Linked DNA regions of Homo sapiens: region 2 is linked to region 1. The links are chromatin loops, found by intact Hi-C in ENCODE. Cell type or tissue: heart right ventricle. All regions are shown on one strand.

The links. Hi-C counts contacts between places; a loop is a spot of excess contacts. Peaks named below come from ENCODE experiments on the same cell type or tissue, not always from the same donor. Only the 100,000 strongest peaks of a DNase experiment are listed, where the experiment ranks them.
Region 2: it touches region 1 in a loop (4-fold over the local background); 39 of 110 quality-filtered maps call a loop at or near these places.

What each region holds. Positions count from the first base shown.
Region 1 is chr6:138,424,879-138,432,878 of GRCh38, reverse strand. It overlaps NHSL1 (NHS like 1), which reads left to right. Exons shown (of 8, transcript NM_001144060.2): 6 at 1-2,486; 7 at 3,036-3,168. Among named protein-coding and RNA genes, the nearest start is that of MIR3145, 6.4 kb to the left of the region's middle. RefSeq lists enhancers at 1,694-2,193, 2,194-2,695. In heart right ventricle, CTCF peaks have their summits at 3,726 (motif pointing left) and 6,344; a DNase peak (open chromatin) is centred at 1,952; H3K4me3 peaks cover 1,253 bases; H3K27ac peaks cover 5,616 bases.
Region 2 is chr6:138,574,245-138,582,244 of GRCh38, reverse strand. It overlaps a transcript of NHSL1 not described here. Among named protein-coding and RNA genes, the nearest start is that of NHSL1, 79 kb to the right of the region's middle. RefSeq lists an enhancer at 5,063-5,563. In heart right ventricle, no CTCF peak of the experiment used is centred here; no DNase peak of the experiment used is centred here; H3K27ac peaks cover 1,056 bases.

The DNA.
Region 1 (8,000 bases):
TGAACCCGCACTGTTGTCCCTCTGTGACTCAGCCGTCCCTCTAAATGCTCCAGCAAATAGGGAGAATGGGTCCCAAGCTATGCCGTATAATTGTAGAAACAACCTGGCCTTCCCAGCCCACCCCCAAGATGTGGATGGCAAGAGTGAATCTAGTTATTCAGGGGGCGGAGGGCACAGCAGCTCGGAGCCCTGGGAATACAAATCCTCAGGTAATGGAAGGGCATCCCCCCTGAAGCCGCATTTAGCAACTCCTGGCTATTCCACTCCCACAAGTAACATGAGCAGCTGCAGTTTGGACCAAACGTCCAACAAAGAGGATGCTGGGTCGCTGTATTCTGAGGACCACGATGGCTACTGTGCATCTGTGCACACTGACTCTGGACATGGATCTGGGAATCTGTGCAATAGCAGTGATGGCTTTGGGAACCCCAGGCACAGCGTGATCAATGTTTTTGTTGGAAGAGCTCAGAAAAACCAAGGGGACCGGTCCAATTACCAGGATAAATCCCTATCAAGAAACATCTCTTTGAAGAAAGCAAAGAAGCCTCCCCTGCCACCCTCCCGGACAGACTCCCTCCGCAGGATTCCCAAGAAGAGCAGCCAGTGCAACGGGCAGGTGCTCAACGAGAGCCTGATCGCCACACTCCAGCACTCGCTGCAGCTGAGCCTCCCAGGCAAGAGTGGCAGCTCGCCCTCCCAGAGCCCCTGCAGTGACTTGGAAGAGCCCTGGCTGCCCCGCTCCCGGAGCCAGAGCACAGTTAGTGCTGGCAGCAGCATGACTTCCGCCACCACCCCCAATGTCTACTCCCTGTGCGGGGCCACGCCATCGCAGAGTGACACAAGCAGCGTCAAGTCAGAGTACACGGACCCCTGGGGTTATTACATTGACTACACGGGCATGCAGGAAGATCCGGGGAACCCGGCAGGGGGCTGTTCAACCAGCAGTGGGGTGCCCACTGGGAACGGGCCAGTCCGCCATGTCCAAGAAGGGTCCAGAGCCACAATGCCCCAAGTGCCCGGTGGTTCAGTCAAACCAAAGATCATGTCACCAGAGAAGTCACACAGAGTCATTTCTCCATCCAGTGGGTATTCCAGCCAGTCGAATACACCCACAGCACTCACCCCTGTGCCTGTGTTTTTAAAATCAGTGTCACCAGCAAACGGGAAGGGGAAGCCCAAGCCCAAGGTACCAGAAAGGAAGTCCTCTCTGATATCTTCAGTATCCATTTCCTCATCGTCCACTTCTCTTTCTTCTAGTACTTCTACTGAAGGAAGTGGCACTATGAAGAAGCTGGATCCAGCCGTGGGCTCTCCCCCGGCTCCTCCTCCTCCTCCTGTTCCCTCTCCTCCATTCCCTTGTCCTGCAGACAGGTCTCCTTTCCTTCCTCCCCCACCTCCTGTCACAGATTGCTCCCAGGGCTCTCCTCTGCCTCACTCTCCTGTGTTCCCCCCTCCGCCGCCAGAAGCTCTCATTCCTTTCTGCTCCCCACCTGATTGGTGCCTTTCTCCTCCCCGCCCTGCACTGAGCCCCATTCTTCCAGATTCACCTGTGTCCTTGCCATTGCCCCCACCTCTCTTACCTTCCTCGGAACCCCCACCTGCCCCACCTCTTGACCCCAAATTCATGAAAGACACCAGGCCGCCTTTCACAAATTCTGGCCAGCCAGAATCCTCCCGGGGATCCTTGAGGCCGCCTTCTACCAAGGAGGAGACCAGCAGGCCCCCCATGCCCCTGATAACCACGGAAGCATTGCAGATGGTGCAGTTGAGGCCCGTGAGAAAGAACTCAGGCGCTGAGGCGGCACAGTTGTCTGAACGAACAGCTCAGGAACAACGAACTCCAGTTGCTCCACAGTACCACTTAAAGCCATCTGCTTTCCTGAAATCCCGAAATAGCACAAATGAAATGGAGAGTGAAAGCCAGCCTGCCTCTGTGACAAGCTCGCTTCCGACGCCTGCCAAGAGCTCGAGTCAGGGTGACCATGGCAGTGCGGCTGAGCGTGGTGGCCCTGTGAGCCGCAGCCCTGGAGCTCCAAGCGCTGGGGAGGCAGAGGCTCGGCCCAGCCCCAGCACCACCCCACTCCCAGACTCTTCACCCAGCAGGAAGCCACCCCCCATTTCCAAGAAGCCCAAACTGTTCCTGGTGGTACCACCTCCGCAGAAAGATTTTGCAGTGGAGCCCGCAGAGAACGTGAGCGAAGCCCTCCGAGCTGTGCCCAGCCCCACGACGGGAGAGGAGGGCTCTGTGCACAGCAGGGAGGCAAAAGAGAGTTCTGCAGCCCAAGCTGGCTCTCATGCCACGCACCCTGGCACCTCGGTTCTTGAGGGAGGAGCTGCAGGATCCATGTCTCCCAGCAGAGTGGAAGCCAATGTCCCCATGGTTCAGCCTGATGTCTCACCAGCCCCCAAGCAGGAGGAGCCAGCCGAGAACAGTGCGGATACTGGGGGCGATGGGGAGAGCTGCCTATCTCAACAGGACGGAGCAGGTGAGTCTGGCTTCCTGGCTTCTCTCTCCTGTGCCCTCTGCCCATATGCAGCTGAACCAGATAGGGTTGTTGAATGCTCACACGTGGAAAGAACCCAGGTAGATCAGATTCCTGTTAAAGCTAGCAGTATGTAGGCTTCCTGTGTTAAAACACAGATTAAGTTACCAACTTTGCATTTTGTTATTATTTTTAAAATCTAGACCTAAAGGCATGGCAGAAAATAGGGGGATGGAGATGATCTGCAGCAGGCTGGGTATTAAATAGCAATGGGTAACACCTCCCTTCCGAAGAGCCGCGCAAAGAAACGTTGCAACAAAATTTAAGAGAGATGCCATGGGCGTTCCATACTTTAACAAAGAATGAGCTCTGGCTCTCAGGCTAGTGTCATTTCCTCCCTTCTTTGTAAACTATCAAACTACAGACCCACGGCATCTCCCTGTGGTTCTCACATTGTCGGGAATGGCAGGGAAGCAGCATATTTAGAAGCTTGGCTGAGGACTGAAATTCCAGTCACTTGTGCGTCTTGTATGCCTGCCTGCTCTTCTGTAGCTGGGGTGCCGGAGACCAACGCAGCCGGTTCATCCTCAGAGGCCTGTGACTTCCTCAAGGAAGACGGGAATGATGAGGTAATGACCCCCAGTCGACCCAGGACCACAGAAGACCTTTTTGCAGCTATTCACAGGTATTTCAAACTCCTTCCTCTGACTTTAATCTACTGTGTAATTCCTTCTTTCCAAGCAGCACCTCAATTTACTTTTCTTCCTTGAGGTTTCTTCTGTCACCCAATCATAACTCCTTAACTTTACTGTTGATTTTTTAGTGGGTTTCTACAGTTTTATTTCCTCTGGCTCCAATTTCTGTTTTACTTTGTCTCACTGATTTTTATGACATTGGGGACAGTGGCTCAATGTGATACGTTCTGGTAGGCGCTGCTCTTCCTGGCAAGGAGCGCAGTGTGGCAGTCATAAGACAGAGTATATTAGCAAGAGTCGGATTAAAGTGACTGACAGTGCAGTCAGGAGGAGGAATGCTATGTTCTGTGGACTTAGGATGCACAGACTAGCTCCATGGGACTCTCTTCCTAAAGATGTTTTAGTTTATTCTAATTTTTTTCATTTTACAGAAAAACCACAGTTATACAGAGCAATTTCTTTGGCTGCTTAAGTGTTTCTATAAAAGAGTACGGCCCTTTAAGCGGGAGCAAAAGAATGACTTATGCTTGTTAATATACCACTAGTGCCATCTACTGGCATCAGAAATCGTTGGGTTTAAAAACAAACAAAAAGGGTAAAATTTTCAAAGTAATGGCCTGAACTGTTACACTTTTTATATGTGGTCACCTTTAAGAGTAAATATGATTTAGCACTGAAGTTTTACTTACTGCATCACTTTTCTGATTGGAAACAGCTGACTACTCCCACACAGTGTCATCGTAAAAGCTGATGACTGTATATGTGCAACTACGTTAAGCCGTAATGCTGTATAAACCTTTTGCTTCCTTCTAGACTTCTCTACCACGGTATTTCCAGGTAACTCTAATGAATGTCCTTATGCTGCCAAGGCCTTATTTTGCCCTGAATGAAGATCCTTTCTTTTTTTTTAACCTCCTGAAACAAAGCATCCTGTAGAATCATTTGATTCTGTGTGTGAATGATCTTATGTCAGCACTGCTTTCCCAATTCTTGGACTCTCCCTGAAAAGACTATTGCATAAGATGAAAAACATAGTGCTGTACCTACCTGAAACTCTTCATGCAACACATTAACATCTAACTTGGTGTGGGGGGAACGAAGCCGGTGAATTAATGTTCTTGTCAAGAATTACGCTCTTTACGTCGCTCCTCTAGTGTTGGTATAATAGATCCTAAAGACTGCCCCTTTTAACATGGACTGGTTTCTTCAGTCTCATTAGAAGTGAAAAGGTAGCTGGTTGTCCAATTATTTCTCAAAACAGAGAAATGATAAATGATGCATCCTTTGAAACTTCAGTGGCAATTCTAGAAGTTCCCATAGATGTTTCTAACTCTTAACCACGCTAGACACATAAGAAGCACTCAATAAATATTTCCTGAATTAAATGAAACCAACTGGTATTTAACCATTAGAAGATTCTTCCAAGACTCAGAGTATTTCATTTAGTATGGAATGCACTGGGTTGCTAAATATACAGGCATATCTGTCTATTTATAATAGCCATCCACAGAGAAGATTTGCGTAGCCTGGTTGTTCTGTGTACTCGATACTTGGTTCCAGTGAGGAAACCCAACTGTTGTGGGTCCAAATTACTGCATATTTTTTCCCAAAAATATGCCAAAGGCCTCTTCTATATTTTGGCAACCTTCTTAAGGCATCGAAAAATGTGTTGTTTCTCTTACTAGGACGTTACATCGACTGCAGATGTAGAAATCGGTCAGTTGGTGTTACTCAGTGCACGTATGAGAGAAGTCAAAGCCAAATAGGCCTTAGGAATGGATTGCAGAGAGAGAGTGAGGACATATGCTAATTTCTGTTGTAGCGTTGAGAATAAATTAGCAGACATAGTAAAAATCCATCTACTGTCTGTGCTTTTTTAGGGCTTTATTTTTATGTCCTTCAGCGCTTAAGCTCATAATTTAAAATAAAGAATATCTAAGTTGAAACACAGCTTCCAAATTTTATAATGCAAATTAATTCGCTTCAGATTTAAAGCCAGATGGAAAATGTAGAACACCAGTTGAGGTGTGAAGTTTTTATATTTATTGAAGTAATTAGTTTTAAAATCAGTGTTAACTGTTTAAGCACTTTTTATAGCTCTCTTCATTAAAAATACATATTCGTGTGTGTGTGTTGTGTATGTATATGCAAAGAATTTGTACATTTAGATTTAATTATTTTAGTGGGCACCTGCTCTTGAGAGATGACAGTGCTTTCATAAAATCCCATCTTTCTTCCTTTTTTTTTTTTTCTTTTTGATACAGAGTCTCACTCACTCTGTCACCCAGGCTGGAGTGCAGTGGCGCGATCTTGGATCACTGCAACCTCTGCCTCCCAGATTCGAATGATTCTCCTGCCTCAGCATCCCAAGTAGCTGGGATTATAGGCGTGTGCCACCATGCCCGGCTAATTTTCGTATTTGTAGTACAGACATGGTTTCACCATGTTGCTCAGGCTGGTCACCCCATCTTCTTTCTTAATTCTATGTCTACAATTAAAGGTCATAGTTTTACTCAAGTTTAGTTGTGACTTGTTTAATGGATCTCAGCATACTCTCACCGTTTAAAATCTAAATTACAAATTAAGTCACCAGCCAATACCTAAAAGAATGAAATGAGCAGAGCTGCTTTGGGGAGTAGACCATGTAAGTGGTGAGGCCATGTGCTATAAGCTCAAGTCCTAGTTGTCATACTAACAAGTTACCTTTTCTCAGTTACCTTTTCTGAAACCCAAAGTGGTTGGACTAGACCATTTCTAACGTCTTTTCTAGCTCTACAGTTTCGAGATGTTAGGATGTCTGTAGTTTTGTCAGCCGGTCCTAACTCTTATCAGGGCAGACTGCTCTTGTTAACTACTGAGTGGGACCATGAAACCTGTATGGTAGGCCATGTTCTGCAGTCCCAAAGAGTCTGGTGCCCTGTCCACTCTGGCCACCCTTCAGACCCTGTATTGGGTCCTTACCATTTCCCAGCCTCTGCTTTAGTGGCATCTTTTTGACCAGAAGAATGGAGATGACGCCAGGAACACCAAGCCCAGGGCAGCCAGCATGGGCCCATGCTGCCCTCTGTCTTGCTGTGTAAGCCACGTAAAAACTAAATCCATTTTCTATGTGACATTCAAAGGTTTGTTAAGCACCTGCTCTATGCCTGACCAATTATGGCTATCACTGCATTCATGAGTACTGACAAACTGTGACCTATATACTGTTATTCCCCTTTTGGTGATAGGAAAAATACACAGTCAGAAATGTTAACTTGTCCAAGGTGACAGAACAAGGAAGCTTTAGCAGTGGGAGTTATGTAGCTAGCTTCTTTATTTCACTTAATCTTCACAAACCTGTGAGGTTGGTATCTTATAAGTGAGGAGGCATGGCATGCATGGGTAATTTGTCCCAGGTCACACAGCGAGAGGTGGGAAGAGTCTGGTTTCAACTCTTAATCTGTGTGTACAGATATCATACTCTCAACCTTTCCCTGCTGCATATTCTACAATTTTATAGCAGGAAAAGAGATATACCCACGTCTTTATTCTATTAACTGTGTTGAGTTTCCTTAAAGCAAGTTCTCCTGCACTTAGCTAAGAGACACAGACTGAGTTGTTGTCATGAAGAGACCAGCAAGGGGCCACTTGGCTCACTGGCTTTATCATCTCTTTGTCACTGGCAATGGAAAGCACATTGAACAGTGAGGTTCTCAGAGACTCAGGACAAGAAATACCTACAGGAAACCTTCAGCTTTCTTTGATTGCCCCTTCGTCTTCCCCACCCCACCCCACCCCTCACATTTTCTTGATCAGTGCAAGGTTTGCTGAGTCGATCATGAAGCAGGGTCTGGCATGGAGGGTTCGCCTTTGTTTTCTGGAAGGCTGGATTTTAGAAGTTGGCACATGGTCCTGGAAGAGCTGAGGAAGACTGGTCTGACGGCAACTTCTAGAATAACTGAGAATGTGAAGCTGAGGAGTTGTTCTAGGACCTGGAGTGGGGTACATCTTAGTACAGGGGATATTCTGGCATGGAACAAGAAAAGGAAGCATAGAAAGAAAGGAGGGTCAGCATGTGAAATTCACTCCGGATCAGCCCGTCTAGGAGAGATCAAGGAAAACTGGCCATTATTAAAACTTTTGGTCCTGTCCAAAGTAAGTTAATAGTGTCTAAGATTTGTTTCAAATAGGGAGGGTGGAGACAAAAGAAGGGTGACCGTAATTAATGATTATCATAGGTGAGTTATGGGCTCATGCGGTCTTGCAGTGAGCTGTTCTCTTTTGTGTGGGTGTTTGAAATTTTCCAAAGTTAAAAATAAATTATTTGCCAGGCACAGTGGCTCACGCCTATAATCCCAGCACTTTGGGAGGCCGAGGCAGGCAGATCACCTGAGGTCAGGAGTTTGAGACCAGCCTGGGCAACATGGCAAAACCCCGTCTCTACTAAAAATACAAAAATTAGCTGGGCTGGGCATGGTGGCAGGTGCCTGTAATCCCAGCTACTTGGGAGGCTGAGGCAGGGAGAATCGCTTGAATCCGGGAGGCAGAGGTTGCAATGAGCTGAGATTGCGCTATTGCACTCCAGCCTGAGCGACAGAGTGAGTCTCAAAAAAATAAAATAAATTATGCATTTATTACTTTTTCTTTTTTTTTGAATAGAGATAAGGTCTTACTGTGTTGCCCAGGCTGGTCTCGAACTCCTAAGCTCAAGTGATCCTCCCACCGTGGCCTCCCAAAATGCTGGGATTACAGGTGTGAGCCACTGTGCCCAGTCAAAAATAAATTTTTTGAAAGTGAATCTTAAGTAGATGGTGACCTGAAGATGCGATAAGAGCAGAGTGGT
Region 2 (8,000 bases), 150 kb before region 1:
CATATTCTCAGTGATTTAAAAACTGCTCTTTAAATTAAGGCCACTTTGGGCCAGGCACAGTGGCTCACGCCTATAATCCCAGCACTTTGGGAGGCTGAGGCGGGCGAATCACTTGAGGTCAGGAGTTCCAGACCAGCCTGGCCAATATAGTGAAAGCCCGTCTCTACTAAAAATACAAAAATTAGCCAGGTGTGGTGGTGTACGCCTGTAATCCCAACTACTTGGGAGGTGGAGGCTCGAGAATCGCTTGAACTTGGGAGGCAGAGGCTGCAGTGGCCGAGATCGCGCCACTGCACTCCAGCCTAAGCAACAGAGCAAGACTCTGACTCAAAAAAAAAAAAAAAAAAGAAAGAAAAAGTAGAACCTCAAAATCTAATTTTTTTTCCTCATTCAGAGCATTCTGATATAACAGAGTAGACTACAAGATTCAGAAAGTAAGAGCCTGAGGCCACACCAACCCAGTGTCACTGCCTCTCAACACTTGGTGTAAATGCTTGCAGATCCTGCTTTGACTTTTTTTCCTGAAATTTTTTTTTTTTTTTTTTTTTTTTTGGAGACGGAGTCTCACTCTGTCACCCAGGCCAGAGTACGGTGGCATGATCTCGGCTCACAGCAATCTCAGTCTCCTGTGTTCAAGCGATTCTCCTGCCTCTGCCTCCCAAGCAGCTGGGATTACAGGCACACACGACCATGCCCGGCTAATTTTTGTATTTTCAGTAGAGACGGGGTTTCACCATGTTGGCCAGGCTGGTCTCGAACTTCTGACCTCAGGTGATCCTCTCACCTCGGCCTCCCAAACTGCTGGGATTACAGGTGTGAGCCACCGCGCTCAGGCCTGTGAAAAATTTCTCTGAGTTGCTAGTTGTTGGCAACTTAAACTGCCTCTACTCATTCCCTGTTAGGCCTAGTCTTCCAAACTTTTGCTTTTATGAACAACACCAAAAAAGGACTGGTAAGGAATTAGAAAATTTGAAAAGTACGAGTGCAAAAAATCTCAGAATTCTTACAAAATGAACAGAAATGCTTAAAGATAGAGCAGGTTGCAAAACTCCCATTGGTACTCCACTGCATCAGTTTCCTACGGCTGCTCTAAAAACCACCACAAACTTGGTGGCTTAAAACAATGGAAATTTATTCCCTCATAGCTCTGGAGGCCAGAAATCTGAAATCAAAGTGTTGGCAGGGCTGCATTCCCTCCAGAGTTTCTAGGGAAGATCCAGTTCTTTGCTTCTTCCAGCTCTGGTGGCTGAATCACTTCGATCTCAGCCTCTGTGGTCACATTGCCTTTTCCTCTTCCAGCTGAAACCTCCCCCTGCTTCTCTCTTTGAAAGGACACATGTGATTGCGTTTATAGCCCGCCCAGGGCTATATTAGCCCGCGCTAATCCACCATAGTCTACATCTCCAGATCCTTAACTGAATCATACCTATGTATCTTTTTCCCATGTCAGGTAACATTTATAGATTTCTCTCCCTCCACCCATGCTAATACTTAAAGAATTGGTAATTGTGGGGCTATTAATTTTCTACCAAGTTATTGTGTTTGCCAAACGATTGTGTTGGCCAAATTCAGTGGTGTACTGGAGCCAGCACGTACTGACTATGGGAGCCAGTTCTTAATTTCAAGATTTTAGCAGGCTGGTTGTTAAATTGTTGGTAGCTTGAAAGTGGCCATGGTGGGAGGCTTTATATCATGGAAACTGGCAAATATGTATTATAAGTCATGGCTTCCCACGTCCCTCATCCCCGCCCCAGAGAGCCAGTTTACTAACACACCACTGGTTGGCTAAATCTCCCGACTGCTAGAAAACTCAGCTAGAGAGTACATCTCATCCCGAAGAAATTACTCAAGCCCAGAGGCTTGACTCAGGCCTACTACTTGTTTCTTGTATTTCTTTTTTTGCAGTATGTTGAAAGTAACTGTGCATATCTGTCTCCTACAACACATTTTATACTCCTCTAGGGGAGGGCCCTATCTTTTGTGCTTTAGAATCAGTCTGCCTGGCCCATCTCCTAGCAAGAGATCAATAAATATTTGAACTGATCCCTGTAACTGGGCTCTTTGCCGTTTCTGGAGGTGATGCACATACTGATGCCTAGCTGCAATAATTCTAAATATATGTATTTGCATTTCTGTCTCTTTCCTTGTTTGGAAACGTACTCGATATTTTTGCTTCCTGGATGCTCCTGATTAAAGAATTTTGTTACTTTATATTCAATTCTGTTAATAGATTATTAAAAGTAAGGTTCATCTGCTTCACTGGAAATCACTGCTTGTATCAAGCAATGTGTCACATATATTTAGCATGTAGGAGTAGCACAGTAAAAGTAGGCTGAATTGATAGAACGTTAAAAGTCAGATATATTCGGTGTAAGCACTATAGAGCCATAGTGAGTATAGTTTTAAAGATAGAGTTAAATAGAATAAATGCTTTAAAAGGTCACGTAAGGTCGATTGGAAAATTCTTTGTAATTTTTTAAACATCTACTAGGAAAAACTGATGTGAAAAAATTTTCCACTGGCATGGAGCAATTCAATTCACCTAGTAGAACCCAGCAGATCCCAGCCTGTGTGTGGATTATCAGGTAGAATGTAGGCTGCTTTTTGATTTGGCTCACTGTTGATTGCACTGGGCTGGTCTGGATCATTGGATTCTGAAGTTCTCGTGGATGGAAGCAGTGAAGATGTCCTAATAAATGAAGAAAAGCATACGCCTATCAGTTAATAAGCTTCTTTCTTCCCAAAGTGAAACAGTATGGCCATATGAATGGGGTTTTATTATTAACCCTTTAATTCAGGTTGTATACTTTTTGCCAGTTTATACATTTTACTTTTGCTTTTTGTGATTTAGTGATAAAGGAATGATTGCTATAAAGGCCTAATTATCTCCTTACGCTGAAACTTGTTAAGATCAAAATAAAAAGGTAACATGGAAATGATGGATGGTTCCATTTTTTTCACCCTGTCAACCAACATTGGCTAAATGCTGGCTGTGTATAAGGCATTATAAGGCAGGGGTCCCCAAACCCCAGGCTGTGGCCTATTAGGAACCAGGCGGCTCAGCAGGAGGGGAGCTGTGGGCAAGCGAGCATTGCTGCCTGAGCTTCACCTCCTGTCAGACAGGCAGCGGCATTAGATTCTCATAGGAGTGCGAACCCTGTTGTGAGCCATGCATGCCAGGGATCTAGGTTGCACACTGCTTATGAGAATCTCATGCTGCTGATGAGCTGAGGTGGAAGTTTCATCCTGAAACCACTCCCTACCCTGCTGTCCATGGAAAAATGGTCCTCCATGAAACTGGTCCCTGGTGCCAGAAAGGCTGGGGACCACTGCTGTAAGGGACAGGAAGATGACAGATGAGCTTCCTGGCCTCAGGGGCATTATAGTCTAGCACTGTGCTAACTTAAATACAGTCTGTGCACTAGCATCACTTGGGCGCTTCTAGGAGTTCAGAATTGCAGTCCCTTCCCCAGACCTGAATCACACTCTGCATTTCAATAAGATCTCCTATGATTTTAAGTGCTTAATACAATTTACAAAAAAAAAGAAAAACTGGTTGAGTAGATTAAAAAAAATAATAACCACAGTGATCACTGGAGAGGCTACAGGAAAGGTATCAAGAACAAAGGAAGTCATGATTTTTAAAAAAGTTATTTATTTGGAATTTTATTTTGATCTCAGAATAAGTTTGCCCTTGGTCTTCTTATATTAGAAGAATCTCAAAGTTGATGCTGTTTTAGGATTTCTTGTAATCTGAACTCCTTAGGTTGGGGACATTTTCTTGGTGAAAGTTGGTACAGATGTTGCATTTTTGGTTATGTACTGCTTACCAAGCCTCTGACGTCCATGTTCTGTGTCAGTGGCGGCTTCTTTACCAGCGACATCCTTTGTCCCCTTGCACCTTAGGGGACTGAGAGCAATAATCTGCCATATTGCTTCTGTATCAAGTGATCCCATGGGGACAGTGCAGCTAAGGCTTAGGATGTCAGATCTGTTCGCCCTTTTCAGGCATGAAGACTTTGAAAGGTGGGAGTTGGGCTGGTGGTGATACATATGCATAAATGTTTGTGTTGAGTCTTTCCCTTTGAGGGGAACAACACTATTAATTCCGTTGAAGGCACTGTGGCTTTTAAAGCCAGGGTTTAATGAGAAGTCAGTGCTTTTCCTTCTTTTAAGTTTTAAAGCAGTGGTAGTTGAGGGCAACCTGAAAACGGGGCCGGCGCTGATTAGGTAATTAGCTGCGTTTTGCCTTCCATGACTTCTTTCTAGAGTACAATCACTTGTTTCATTCCTTGGTGGGTGGAAAGGTGGATAAAGGAAGAAGGATTTAATGTACTATGGGGAATGTGTTTGCTGTGGTCCTGGGGGTAATACCGTTTGGTTGTTTTGTTTTTTTAATTATAAATATCTGGCTCAAAGTATTTACTTTTGATATTGAGATAAGCTTTCATTATTCGTGTGTACAAATTACCTCATAGAAAGATTTCCATTTAAGTGTACTCTTAAATTATTCACAGGAGATGACAGTTGGAAAACCTACTGTACGCTGTCCTAAGCTAAAGGTCCCTGTGGGTTGTCTGGGTGATTCATGTGGTAATCTGATGAGAGGCACACTTCACTGCTCCCAGCCCAGGCAGGGCCACTTCAGAACGTGACACCATTGAGAGTAGTCCTCTTCTGTGCTCTATGTGGTTCTCTTTGCACCTTTGTCTCTTTTCACATGCCTTCTGTTTATGCACCTCACTCCCAGCCAAACCAGCCAACCCCAGCGGCGCTTGCAATCCAGCCGTGTTTTCCCATTGATTTCTAACTTCAGGGTGCTGCCTCTCTTGTTCTCTTTGCTAGGTTTGACAGGGCAGGCAAGCTACACATGGAAATGAAAAGTCACAGTGCTCATTTGTGGCCTGTGAGGCCAAAAAACTGATGGCACTTGAAATTAGTTCCTATTTTTGGCTGGCATTTTACACAGATGGCGAGTAGAGCAATTACATGCCTGGTTGCGTTGAAAGGTTTGTCTAATCCTATATCCTGTCCTCTTTAACACTTTTTATTAAGTCTCCAACTTTCATTTATGATAAACTCCTTTTTCAGGATGCCAGTATATGCTGAAACATAAAATATTGTGTCTTATGGCAAGAACCTTCCAAATATATTCAGTCTATTCCTTTGACTCTTGGTAGAAGCATAGATAAATCTTTCCAAATTCATGGGCATTTGACTTAGGAATTCCCAAAGGAGATGATTCTAGAACTTCCTCTAGTAATTTATTCTGGTGCCTCCAGTTTTTATAGTTAAATTTTCCTTAATGTATTATGTAAATCATTTCTGAAATATATAGAGTAATATAGAGTAATTTCTTGTCCCTTTGTCAGCAGTGATGGGTAAGTGACCCTCAAATGTGGAGAACTAAGTATAAAAGATGCAATTGATCATAAACATGGTGTAAAGATCCACCTGGGGGTCATTATGCAGGGTCTGCTCCTCCAGCCATTTCAGCCATTTCAACCCTGGGGCTTCCGTCCCGCTGGTGAAGGAGGGGGGTGCTGGCCAAAGGCAGCTGCGACAAAGCCCTTCCACAGAGGCTCTGCCTTTTATTCCGTGAGCCCTCATTAACTCCCATTAAACATGTAATTTAAACAAGCCTGTTTATGTGATTCCTAAGGCCTGAAGCTCAGCAGTGGCAAAGTGGTAGGAAGGGAGCAGTTATTGGCACATGTGATGACAGCAGAAGTTCGAATTTGACAGCCTGACAGTGAGAGGGGAGGGGGCAGCCCAGCACGGTAAGGAAGGCAGATAAAATCTGTTCAGCACGTCTGTCTCACATGGGGACAAGGCAGTCTAATGTAGGTTTTCTTGGAGAAAAATAGCTACGTTAAGATGTTTTCATTACTTTGAAGATTATAGCTGAAGTTATTTTTTTTAAAAACCAATTACTGTAAAAGTAGGATTTGCAGGCGGGGAGCGGTGGGTCATGCTTGTAATCCCAGCACTTTGGGAGGCTGAGGCGGGCAGATCACCTGACATCAGGAGTTTGAGATCAGACTGGCCAACATGGCAAAACCCTGTCTCTGCTAAAAATACAAAAATTAGCCAGGCGTGGAGATGCGCGCCTGTAGTTCCAGCTACTTGGGAGGCTGAGGAAAGAGAATCGCTTAAACCCGGGAGGCGAAGGTTGCAATGAGACAAGATCGCGCCACTGCGCTCTGGCCTGAGTGACAGAGTGAGACTCTGCCTCAAAATAAATAAATAAATAAATAAATAAATAAATAAATAAATAAATAAATGTAGGGATTTTTCCACGGCAGGGTTATTGTGAAGGTTAGCAATAATATACAGGAAGCTTTTGGCACAAAGTAGCCTTGGCCCTGCTGCCAGGAGGGGCTGATTTGTATGGCTCTTGGGTTGATAATCCACATAACTAAAATGTGGGGTTCATCGTGGTTGCTAAACAAATATAGCTTGAGTGAATATAGTAGCTTCTTAAGAAGCCCACTTAGGATGTTCTAAGCTAATTAGAGTATATATCTAATATGCATAGTTAAGATCTAATTATTACCTACAAAGCTGATTTAAACCATTATATTCTCTTGATCAACAGGAACTCTGATCCAGTTGTAAAAGTAGTTAATTTATTTGACTTTCTTAGATAAATGAAGATTTAATAATCAAGGCCCAATATAACAGAAATATGGACTAGCCAGTAGACAGAGAATTGGTTATTATACAAACGTATCCCTAGGTCTTATGATTTGTGGGTGCACAGTTTCTGGAAATCTGGCAGACGTGGGCACTTACTTTGACGGAGAGTCATGAGTCTAGTCCCTGAATGGACTAGTTATCATTTTGGCTGCTTGGCAGGAAATGTTCCTTTAGCTTCTCCTGTTAACCCTTTCCTTGAAGTGTACAGGGTTGGGGGCCCTGGAGGAAAACACGCCAGTTACTAATGATACCAATTCACCTTTGCTGCTGTGTGTATGCACATTCCATGGAGGGGGAGTTGAGGAAAGCGCTCAACAGCACTTCTGGTAAATAAAAAATAGCACTTGGACCAGGCACGGTGGCTCATGTCTGTAATCCCAGCACTTTGGGAGGCCGAGGCAGACAGATCACCTGAGGTTGGGAGTTCGAGACCAGCCTGACCAACATGGAGAAACCCCGTCTCTACTAAAAATACAAAATTAGCTGGGTGTGGTGGCATATGCCTGTAATCCTAGCTACTCGGGAGGCTGAGGGAGGAGAATCACTTGAACCCGAGAGGCAGAGGTTGTGATGAGCTGAGATTGCGCCATTGCACTCCAGCCTGGGCAACAAGAGGGAAACTCCGTCTCCAAAAAAAGAAGAACACACAAGGTTTAAGCATATATATAATTTTTTATTTTTATTTATTTCTTTTGAGATAGGGTCTCACTCTATTGCCCAGGCTGGAGTGCAGTGGTGCAACCACAGCTCACTGAAGCCTCGATTTCCTGGGCTCAAGCGATCCTCCCACCTCAGCCTCCTGAGTAGCTGGGACCACAGGCAAGTACCACCATGCCTGACTTAACTTTTTTTCTTTTCTTTTTTTTTTTTTTTGCATTATTTGTAGACACAGAGTTTTGCCATGTTTCCCAGGCCGAGCTTGAACTCCTAAGCTCAAACGATTCATCTACCTTGGCCTCCCAAAGTGCTGGGATTACAGACGTAAGCCACCGTGCCCAGCCAGATATTTTTAAATTAAAAATGCAGCTGCAGGATGTAGAGAGTAGGGAGAAGAGAATTGTGTTCATTGTTTGGGTTCCATGGCTCCTTTGAGTGTGCACAGATGTGTGGCGGGGGTCTCGTGAACCAGTGAAATGGCAAACAGCATTTGGGGCATTAATGGATTTCTCTGGTGAGATGGTCTTTTTTTACTTTTCCTTTTATATTTTGAGACTCTCAAAAAGTGTTTTCTACTCAGAAAGAAGAGAGTGGATGTTTGATGTTAGCCACTGGTGTTATGCACAACTATTTTAACTTTGCCT